Regions from separate parts of the Homo sapiens genome. Here region 1 is linked to region 2. The links are chromatin loops, found by intact Hi-C in ENCODE. Cell type or tissue: PC-3. All regions are shown on one strand. Links, peaks and the distances in the headings refer to the core of each region. The heading gives the core; the rest is flanking DNA. Region 1 overlaps H2AZ1-DT (H2AZ1 divergent transcript). Region 2 has its middle 110 kb from the start of H2AZ1-DT.

Evidence for each region. A loop is a pair of places that touch in the nucleus more often than their neighbours do. Peaks named below come from ENCODE experiments on the same cell type or tissue, not always from the same donor. Only the 100,000 strongest peaks of a DNase experiment are listed, where the experiment ranks them.
Region 1: it touches region 2 in a loop (12-fold over the local background); 9 of 110 quality-filtered maps call a loop at or near these places.

The regions. Positions count from the first base shown.
Region 1 is chr4:99,995,556-100,000,943 of GRCh38, reverse strand. The region is part of intron 1 of H2AZ1-DT (H2AZ1 divergent transcript); the gene reads right to left. Among named protein-coding and RNA genes, the nearest start is that of H2AZ1-DT, 48 kb to the right of the region's middle. In PC-3, for the core only: CTCF peaks have their summits at 2,568 and 2,770 (motif pointing left); no DNase peak of the experiment used is centred there; H3K4me3 peaks cover 844 bases; H3K27ac peaks cover 1,319 bases.
Region 2 is chr4:100,061,205-100,066,592 of GRCh38, reverse strand. No RefSeq gene overlaps it. Among named protein-coding and RNA genes, the nearest start is that of H2AZ1-DT, 110 kb to the right of the region's middle. In PC-3, for the core only: a CTCF peak has its summit at 3,054 (motif pointing right); no DNase peak of the experiment used is centred there; H3K27ac peaks cover 921 bases.

The DNA of each region.
Region 1 (5,388 bases), core at 126-5,125, 66 kb after region 2:
CAACCCAAATGTCCAACAATGATAGACTGGATTAAGAAAATGTGGCACATATACACCATGGAATACTATGCAGCCATAAAAAATGATGAGTTCATGTCCTTTGTAGGGACATGGATGAAATTGGAAACCATCATTCTCAGTAAACTATCGCAAGAACAAAAAACCAAACACTGCATATTCTCACTCATAGGTGGGAATTGAACAGTGAGATCACATGGACACAGGAAGGGGAATATCACACTCTGGGGACTGTGGTGGGGTGGGGGGAGGGGGGAGGGATAGCATTGGGAGATATACCTAATGCTAGATGACGCGTTAGTGGGTGCAGCACACCAGCATTGCACATGTATACATATGTAACTAACCTGCACAAAGTGCACATGTACCCTAAAACTTAAAGTATGATAATAAAAAAAAAATGAGTAGATTCTAAAAGGGCTGTCAATACTAATTGACTTAGCTATGCAAGTCACTTTATTTTTTGAGAAATTGATTTCCTTATCTGAGCATAGGGCAGTTCAGCTAAGATCCTTTTTAATTCTAAGTTTTGAGTTTTAGTTATTTGCTGTGAAAACTAATACTCTTTTTCACTGATTAATCTGGAAGATCACAAATTAGATATAATGATGGTATAATTCCTAACCTTTCTAATTGATGACTATTTTAACTTAGAAAGAAGAGAAAAGCACAAAAAAGGAAAGGTGACCAGAATAGGATACAAAACCTGAGAAATATCTTGTGGATCTCTGTTTTCATTTCTATAAGTATAAGGTCTCTAAGGCTGCAGTTAAATATGTTGTTGGAGGTTCTTAAACATCACTGCATAAAAATCACCTGAGCCTCTTGTTAAAAAAGACGAATTGCTGGGGCCCCATCTGTAGATATTCTGATTCATGAATGAAGCCTTGAAATTCATAACAAACAACCTGGGAAATTATAATGTAGGCAGAACACAATTTGAGAAACTCCGTGCTAGGTGATTTTTTTTCTCATGTCAAACATAGTTTGATTCTTGCATATTAGATCATATAATATAAACATATTTTCTACCACCCATATATAAATATTCATAAATCTTACTATCATATATAAGTAAAACTACTGTCATTTGGGAAATATGAATATGAGTTTCAACTTTGATATAAGCTCTACATTGGGCATGATAAGCATCAGGTAAGCAAATAATTTAATGTCTGTGTTTCTCTTTGACTTTAACTACAAAATAGAACTGACCTAAAAATATTCTTGAAAGGATCACATGAAATAAGTATTTCAAAAGCTCTAAAGCAACTTTAAATGTATTGTTTTTGATAATATTTATTCAGTTCATAATTCTTTTCAAGTTTATAAACTTATTGAAGGTAAGGATTGCATCTTTTAAATTTCTTTTAGTGGATAGCTATTTTTTCTGCCTGCCTGACATTTCTTCCCCCTTGCTTTGGTAACAACATCCTTGCTTTCCTTTGGGGAACCTCTGTTCTTCCATTATCAGTTCATGTTGGGGAAGTGGGGGAGTGGTTCAAGTCTGGGTCTAGCAATGAGCCTGTGATCTGCCTAGCAGATCAGAGCACTCTATTTTTCCTAGCACTGAAAATGGTTCAGGAATTTGTAAGTGACACAAGCCTGGCCAATAGGAGCGAGCCCCAGAACTTTTGCTGAGATCTTTGAGAAAGAGAACCCCCCTTTTTTTTTTTTTGAGACAGAGTCTTGCTCTATCGCCCAGGCTGGAGTGCAGTGGCGCGATCTCGGCTCACTGCAACCTCTGCCTCCTGAGTTCAAGCAATTATCCTGCCTCAGCCTCCGAAGTTGCTGGGATTACAGGTGCCCACCACCACGCCCAGCTAATTTTTGTATTTTTAGTAGAGACAGGGTTTCACCATGTTTTCCAGGCTGACCTGAAACTCCTGACATCGTGATCTGCCCCCCTCGACCTCCCAAAGTGCTGGGATAACAGGTGTGAGCCACCGTGCCTTTTTGAAGTAGATAAACCAGTAGCCTAGAGTCGTGTTTGCTATCACAAAAGAAAGCATGGTTGGGAATACAGCCAATGCAAAAGAAAACAGAAATGAGAGTGTAAAAATGGCAGATATGTCTATGACATTGTTTAGGCCTTGAATTAATCCCATCTAGACTTTTCCAATACAAAAGCTTTCTCTCATTTTCTCTCTCCTACCTAGGCAATTATCATGCAGTTGGAGACTTTCAACAAATGTTGACTTACTTGTTTGCTAATGAAAAAAAAATCCTTAATCACAGATGACAAAGCAAAGATGTTCAAATTAATCATTGCAATGTTTTGGTGATTCATTCAAAAACACATTATATGCACATGTAGATAACTGAGAGCTCTTTTGTTTTTGTTTTTGTTTTGTTTTGTTTTTTCAGTAATCTGCGGAGCAACCAAAAACATCTGTGTAACTACTAGACATTAATTTTAGGCACTATCCATAAGTTATCATTCTGCTTTGCATAATTCACCAAATAATCCCCATACTGAATACCAAAAACTGTCAGCTTTAAGAATGAGTCAGACTGACTGTCTGGTTCTAGCTTAAAATCTAAGAACACAGAGCTCTCTGTTCTTTTGTTCCTTATTGTTTTTGAGATTTGAAACTGGTCACTTCACTTCATCTCCTGCATCTGTAAGAGTTGACTAGAATACGGGATTCACAAAGCAGGTAGATATGAGGTTTTCTTCTTTGTTCATACCAAATTTTAAAAATTAAAAGGATGGCTTCAAGTAAATAATTCTTTATTCTTTTAACATGCTGCCATCATGTGGTTGCTTTGCTCATTCACATTCAAATGTCTCAAAGTTCACATTTATAGTGACTCTTACTCAGCAAGGTACTAAGAGGAAGCTCCCAAAGAAAATGAAGGGAAGAAAATATATTCTTCCCATAATCCTAGTGCAGAGGATGGTAGAAATATATGTGTTATTTGCCAAAATGCAAGGTAGAATGTGGTAGGAACCTAAAGAGACAGAGTACAAAGGAGACTCAGAAGGGAGAGTCAACTCTCTTAGATTTCAATCTATTAAAAAAAAAAGTTTAAAGCTGTAATTTTAGCAAAACTGTTTCATAAAATGTGACAGTACAGTAATCCCTTGGTTAACGCCAGCTTATACCAAAATCCATGCATACTCAAGTCGGCCCCCACTATATGTGGGTTTTGTATCCTGTGAATACTATCTTTCCATTGTGTTTGGTTGAAAAAAATCCACCTGTCAGTGAACCTGTGAAGTTCAACCTTGTGTTGTTCAAGGGTCCACTGTATTTACATATATTATTAATTCCTTGCAACATCTCAGCAATCATCTCTGTTTTAATTCTGAAGTGCTTGAGACCAACAGAGAATATGCCAAATGTCTATGCAAGTTAAAAGTGAGAGTCTTTGCTCATAGTTTGGACTCATAGAGCTTTATATAGTTTACCTTATTGTCTCTGAGTCCTGAGTGGTGGATAAGGCAGGAAGATTTGAGATTTCATCGAAATTTTCTAACTTAAGAACTTCTTTTTACTGAACCTTGCTTTATATGTAGGTGCTAAAAAATGTGGTTTAATTTGATTGGATGAATTCATGTAAAAATACTCAAACATTTTGAGATTTTGTATATAATTTTCTATAATCAAAGCAAAATTTAGTAAAATGAGTTGGATTAAGTTCTATTATAATATTAATTGCCAAATTGTTTTCAGAATTAGTTTTAGCACCTAGAAAGAGAATTGGAGAAGTTCCACATTTTTAAATTATAAAAAAGAGAAAAGTTTTTTAGTGCTACATACAGGACACATAGTTACTAAATTCTGCTTAGATTTAAGTGCTTAGATCTTGTCCACAAATTATTCTTTAAAAATATTACAACCTTCAATTCTGAACTAAGAGAGGTCTTCCTGGTCCTGCCCACATTTAGGAATCCTATCATCTCAAACCCCTGGACCTCAGCACTACTTTTTTCCCAAATCACAAGTCAAAACAGCCAATCTGGTTGTTTGCAGCTTCCTTGCCTTCTCTCTTAAACACAAATTTTATTTAGATCACCAAAAAGATTCATGTTATGGGTACATTGTGTCCCACTGCCCCATAATTCATATGTTGAAGTACTAATCCCCAGTACCTCAGAATGTTACCTTATTTGGAGATAAAATCTTTACAGAGGTAATCAAGTTAAAATGAGATCATTAGGATGGGCTGTAATCCAGCAGGACTTGTATCCTTATAAAAAGAATAAATGTGAACACAAAAACAGTTACAGCGAGAAAACAACGTGTAGACACTGGGAGAAGGTTGCTGTCTACAAGCCAAGAAGAGAGGTCTGGAACAAATCCTTCCCTCAGAAGGAACCAACCCTACTGAGACCTTGAGCTTGGACATGTAGTTCCAGAACTGTGAGACAATAAATTTCTGTTGTTTAAGCCACCAAGTCTGTGGTATTTTGTTACAGCAACCCTAGCAAACTAATACAATTGGATTGGTAGAAATGGTTTATATTAACTTCCTTTTAGGCATGTATATCTTTGTGGCTAGCCCTAACTTACTGTTCTGATTCTAGAAAATACAAGAACAATACATTGTTATTTTCATCCAGAAACTGTTAGTGTGTTAAATCATTTTTGAGAAAAACTAAGACCCTGGAAAGAGATTGTATACTTTAATAATCAAAGTAGAAGATTAAAAATTGGTACTTACAGGCATAAATATTGGCATTGGCAGTTATTTCTCTAACTGCATCTTCCTATTTCCCATCTTCCTATTTTCCCAGCCAAAATTCTATCAGGCTATGTGAAGAGAGGACCAATTATTTTCCTCCTTAACCCTCAATATTTCAGGCCAAGAGAAGAAAAAGAATATTAGTTTTGTGATTCTCAAGTAACAATCTTTTAAAGACCATCACCTGGGGGAAAAGAACACCAATTGAGAATTATTGATGATAATTTTCAACCTTTTTTTACCAACCTTCAATGATAGTGTGTCCCCACCTATTAGAGGGGAAGATGTGCCTGCTTCTAACTATGAAGCTGAAAATGCCTAATAACGGTTTCCATAACCTCCTTTACAGGCACAGCATGGACACCCGACCAAGGCCACAGACCAGACATGGCCTACACTGACCAAATCAGATGCTGTAAGCCTAAAGAAGCAGGGACTGCTCCAATTTCATTTTGGAGAAGCCAGTAGCAGCCACATCCATTTTCTGAGGTAACAGGAGCAGTTGTGCCAGCACAGCACTCAAGGTCGGTAATCGGGAATAATCAAACCACAGAGGATAGCGCACAACAATGGTGATGCCTGTGTGATTCTGTAGCATGATTCTGAACACTGTTCATGGCTGATGAGCCTGCTCACCTACAGTTAGAGCTACCCCATTTGTGCTTCAATCAGCCATAG
Region 2 (5,388 bases), core at 254-5,253:
GCCAGTGCCCCTTCAATGGTCCCTGATATGGTTGGTTCTGTGTCCCTACCCAAATCTCATCTTGTAGCTCCCATAATTCCCGCATCTGTGGGAAGGACCTGGTGGTAGATGATTGAACCCTGGGGGCGGGTATTTCCCATGCTGTTCTTGTGATAGTGAATGGGTCTCACGAGATCTGCTGGTTTTAAAAAAGGGAGTTTCTCTGCACAAGCTCTCTCTTTGCTTGCCGCCATCCAAGTAAGATGGGACTTGCTCCTCCTTGCCTTCCACCATCTTCGTGAGGCTTCCCCAGCCACGTGGAAATTGTGAGTTCTCCATTAAACCTCTTTCCTTTGTAAATTGCCCAGTCTCCAATATGTGTTTATCAGCAGCATGAAAACGGACTAATACAATCCCTTATTAAGCTGGTGGCCAGGGGAGAATCTGATACAGAAAAACGATTCTGTTGACATACAAGTGATCAAAACCAGATGTGGAATGAGATATAAGGGATTAAGATTATATTTCTTCTTTTGATTTGTTTTAAAATAGCTTTAATTTAGGATATAAAATTTCAAAAGCAATTAATATTTATTACACATACATTTCTTCTGCTGCTTCAAACTATGTGACTTTGGGTGAATTGATTCATTTCTCCATGCTTGCATCACTCTTCTCCTCTATGGAGGAAGTATGAAGTATTTTATGATTGGAGACGATAATAGTAAAAATCTTATAGGGTTGTGAATATTAAATGAGACAGACACATAAAGCACTTAGAACAGTGCCTGGCATATAGTAAACATGCAATAAATATTTATCATTACAGATATAAAATATAAGGCTATTTTGTTTATTATTACATATGGACAGACCCTCCGAGCACCATGAAATAAGTTGAATCATGAATGAGAAAAAAAAGTTTGATGAAGATCAATTTATGGGACAGTAGTTAAAGCAGCATAATAAAAATGCAGAATAAGATATGTAGCTAAAATTTCAATAGGGAACCTTTATTCTGAAAGAATGTCAAAGGTCCTTTGGAAAATCAGAACCAGCAAACAAGGTCATGTTGTGTCCAGCATGCATTAGAGAAAGAGACTGAACATAATCCTAGAATGATGAAATATCATTTGGACATACTAAACCCCATCCAATCCTGCACAACAGTGTCTGTTACCAGTATAAGAGTGTCATGTTAACAGCCAAGTGGCAGGAAATTAAACACTTGAATTTTCCACAAAACCAAAAGCAGAAAATAAATGTACATTAAAATAAATTCTGTGGTTAGTTTACTTTAGCATGATGTTTTGACCAAAAATTGTCTAGAGGGGTCCCCTATTATGGTTATCAGTGAATGATTTAGGTATAGGACTCCTGGCACTTTGGGAGGCCGAGGCGGAAGAATCATTTGAGCCCAGGAGTTTGAGACCAACCTGGGCAACATAGTGAAACCTGTCTCTACCAAATATAAAAAACTTAGCCAGACATGATGATGCATGCCTGTAGTCCCAGCTACTTGGAAAGCTGAGATGGGAAGATTGCTTGGGCCCGGGAGGTCTAGGCTGCAGTGAGCCATGATCGCACCACTGCACTCCAGCCTGGCTGACAGAGTGAGACCTTGTCAAAAAAATAAAAAACAGAAATAAAGAAAGAGAGAAAAAGAAAGAGAGGGAGGGAGAGAGAGAGAGAGAGAGACAGAGACAGAGAGAAGGGAAGGAGGGAGGCAAGGAGAGAGGCAAGGAGGGAGGGAAGGAGGGAGGGAAGGAGTGAAGGAAAGAAAGAAAGAAAATGGGACTCTCTCTTTGGTCTAGGGAAACATTTTTTGCTTCCAAGTTGATTATCAGTCCAAGTGCTGTCAAAGACTGGAGATGTACTTTTTTCAGTAGAAAAACAGTACAACTTTACTACTAGTACCTGGCCCAGGATAAATGAAGGACATCTCATGATCCCTAGGTTTTCTTTCCAAACAAATAAGAGAAAGTTATATTGAATGAGGTATAAGAAAAATTAAAGAAAATGCAACTTCTGGAAGATTCCTTGAGCTGTAAGGAAATGATTTAGAAGGAAGAAAAAACTGAAGTACATACACTGGGCATCCAACCTAACACTTTATTCACTCACTCATTGGGTCCACCAGCCCTCCAGTCCACAGCTGAGTAAACTTAAACAAGGCATCTTGTCACTGTAAGACTCGGGGCTTTTTTTTTTTTAATTTGTAAAATAAGAATAATAATGGCCTCTACTCATAGGATAGTTTGAAATATGAAATAATGCATGTAAAGTGTTTAGAACATGGCATGGCATATAAATTAGGACTCCAAAGGATTAGCCATTAGCATTGTTGTTATTATTTTTCAGACTTATTATTTTCCACTATAATAGAATCTAGGTCCTAATGGTTTAGGGTAGACAGCATGAACAAAACTTACCCTTGTGAAACCTGCCTGCTGTCAGCCTCCTAGTCACAGAGGCTACGTCAAACTCCAAACAAGGACACTATTGCCCGCTATCTCCCCGAGCCCCATGTGGACCCTGCTTATCCAGAGATGCTGACCTGAGATGGTCAAAACCAGGCGACACATGAGCACATTCTGTCATAAGCACCCTGCCTGATCTTGCTTGTGCCTTTTATCTCGCCAATAAGAATGCTGGAACTTAGTAGAAGTCTAGAAGATCAGAAGAGAGGACATCCAAGAAAGGAAATCCAAATCTGGGTTCCAGCGGAAAGTATCTGTAAGTATTCCAAATACAGAGAGACAACCAAGGAAGTCTCACTGAAGCTATGATAAACTGTTACTGCCCAAGCATCCACTGAAAACCCACTGAGGAAAGAAATAAGGAGATAATTGAGGAGAGTCCTTTAGAAAAATGTTTTGTGAAATCTCACAATTATAAACTGTATGCTACTGCATTGTGGAACATGCCAGTAAAGCAAAATGCTGCTAAATATGTGTGTATTATGGTGTGCCTGTGTTAACTGAGGACTGATAAAATCTGAAACCGTGATCCATGATAAAAATAAAAAACGTGGTTTTGCAAATGGATTTTTATCTAGAAAATAAATTTGCCACAGGATGGCAGTAAAAGGTAAGTGATAAGGATAGGACATGTATTTTTATTAACCCTTAAAAGTGCTTTAAGGTATACAGAAACTTCAAGTATTTGAACATAACCTGTATGCCATTCTTCAAACCAGATACAGACAAAAAACAAACATCCTGGAGTTTTAAATACTGGGGTTATTAGACTAAAATTGGTTTCCTCAGGAAAATAATGATGCCCAACTGATGATTATGACATCTTAAGAAGTCATCCTATAACTCTATCTTCAAGTTTGAACCAATATTATTACAAATAAATTCTAGAGTAACTAGGTTATATTTTAAAGAGAATTAAAAAGCATAAGACAAGCTTTTCATCTCAGTTTCCCTGCATTCTCAAGTCCTGATGCTCTTCCTCTGCTTTTATCTCTTCCAGTTGAAGTCATTAATCATCTCAAAAACATTTCAAACTTTCTGTGCTCACTTTGAGAATGATACTTGGGCCTCAAATTCTTGGTGGAGGTCATCTGCTTGGTGAATTAATCACAATCATAAGTGTAAATAAAACTCACTAATGTACATAAAATTGTAACTCTTCTAAAGTTATCACTTCAGAGTTGATGGGCTTCATAGCCAGTGACAGAGCTTTAATACAAGCGAAAACTTGTCAAAGCAGCCTCAAGGATAGCATTGATCAAGGGAGCCATGTATTATAGGACAAGGGTTGGAGGCAACATATTTGTTCATTCATTCATTCTACATAAACTTGTTAGTGTATACAAGGTTAAAGGGTTCCAGGCAGTATAATATACACTGGAAATAGTTGGGCAAAGGAGTATTTGCCCTCTAGGAGTTTAGAGACTAGTTGGGATGACAGGAAGGTAAATAGTCAAATACTGTACATTGAGACAACTGCTAAGGAAAGAGATGAGTTTGCAGTAAGCACGAAAATGTGAACTCTACGAGGGTAGGAATTTGGGTCTATTTTGTACCTTGCACCCCCATTGCAGGATTGGCTACATGATTTGTGAGGCTCGGTATGAAATGAAAATGTGAGACCCCTTGATAAAAAAATATTAAGATGTTCAAGGCAGCAATAGCAGAGCGTTAAACCAAGTGTGGGGGTCCTCTGAGCACAGAGCCCCATGAAGGCAGCCCTACCCCCATGCCTAGAACAGTGCCTGGCATATAGTAGGCTTTCAATAAATAGTTGTGAAAAAGGAAAAAAAAGAAAGGGAGGTAGGTGTGGAGAACAGGCAGAGAGAAGGCAACGAAAAGTCAGAAATAGTGCGTAAGCTGGACTTGAGAAGTTAACAAAGATTCCCTGAGACTTTCTGGTTGAGACGGAAAGTAGAGCAGGAATTCCCTGGCAAGCAGCAGAGCAGGAAGAAAGTGCTTTACTCAGAAGTAAGCACATGTGCAAAGTCTCAGACAAAAAGGGAGAACTGGCTCATGAAAGAACTACTGAGCAGAGTGGGTCATGAAGTCAGTTTGGTAAGTGTAAACCCACATTTATAAGAAAGAAAAGGGAAAATACTAGAATTCCTCCTCCATTGCTCCATAAAGCTTTTATCTGATATATGTATATGTGTGTAAATGCATACTGAGTCACACTGTAAAATGCTAAGAATTATTTACTTGGTCGAGGTCAAAAAAAAGCATGAAAGGTCCTGGGCTGGAGCAGGGGAGGAGTGTGGTGGGAGCAGAAGTAGGAAGAAAAGGGCAGGGGAGGGGCGGCGGGGGGGCCATGATAATCAAAGATGAGCCTAGGAAAGTAGGAGGGATTAGTTCAAGAGGGGCCTTGTAAACCTTATTAAAAGTTTAGAAGCCATTCTGACAGCGGGAAGAAGTCACTAAATGTTTTTAAACAGGAGAATGACAATCAGATTGCACTCTTAAAAAAGATTAGGGCAGGGTGTGGTGGCTCACGCCTGTAATCCCAGCACTTTGGGAGGCCAAGGCAGGTGGATTGCCTGAGCTCAGGAGTTCAAGACCAGCCTGGGCAACATCGTGAAACCCCATCTCTACTAAAATACAAACAATCAGCTGGGCGTGGCGGCATGCGCCTATAGTCCCAGCTACTCGGGAGGCTGTGGTAGGAGAATTGCTTGAACCTGGGAGGCGGAGGTTCAAAAAAACAAAACCAAACAACCCAAAAAGATTAGCTGCCACTTGGAATGAATTCCCCACCCAGAGCCAATCTTATTACTCCTAAGTTAAAATCTTTAATTGCCTTCAACTGTTTTTAGAATAAAGACCCAAATACTTACCAGGCTTACAGGGCCCTTCAAGATCTGAGACTGAGGGCAGAACTCACTTGAGCTGTTCCCAGCCAGTCCCACCCATACCCCAAATGCTAGTACTC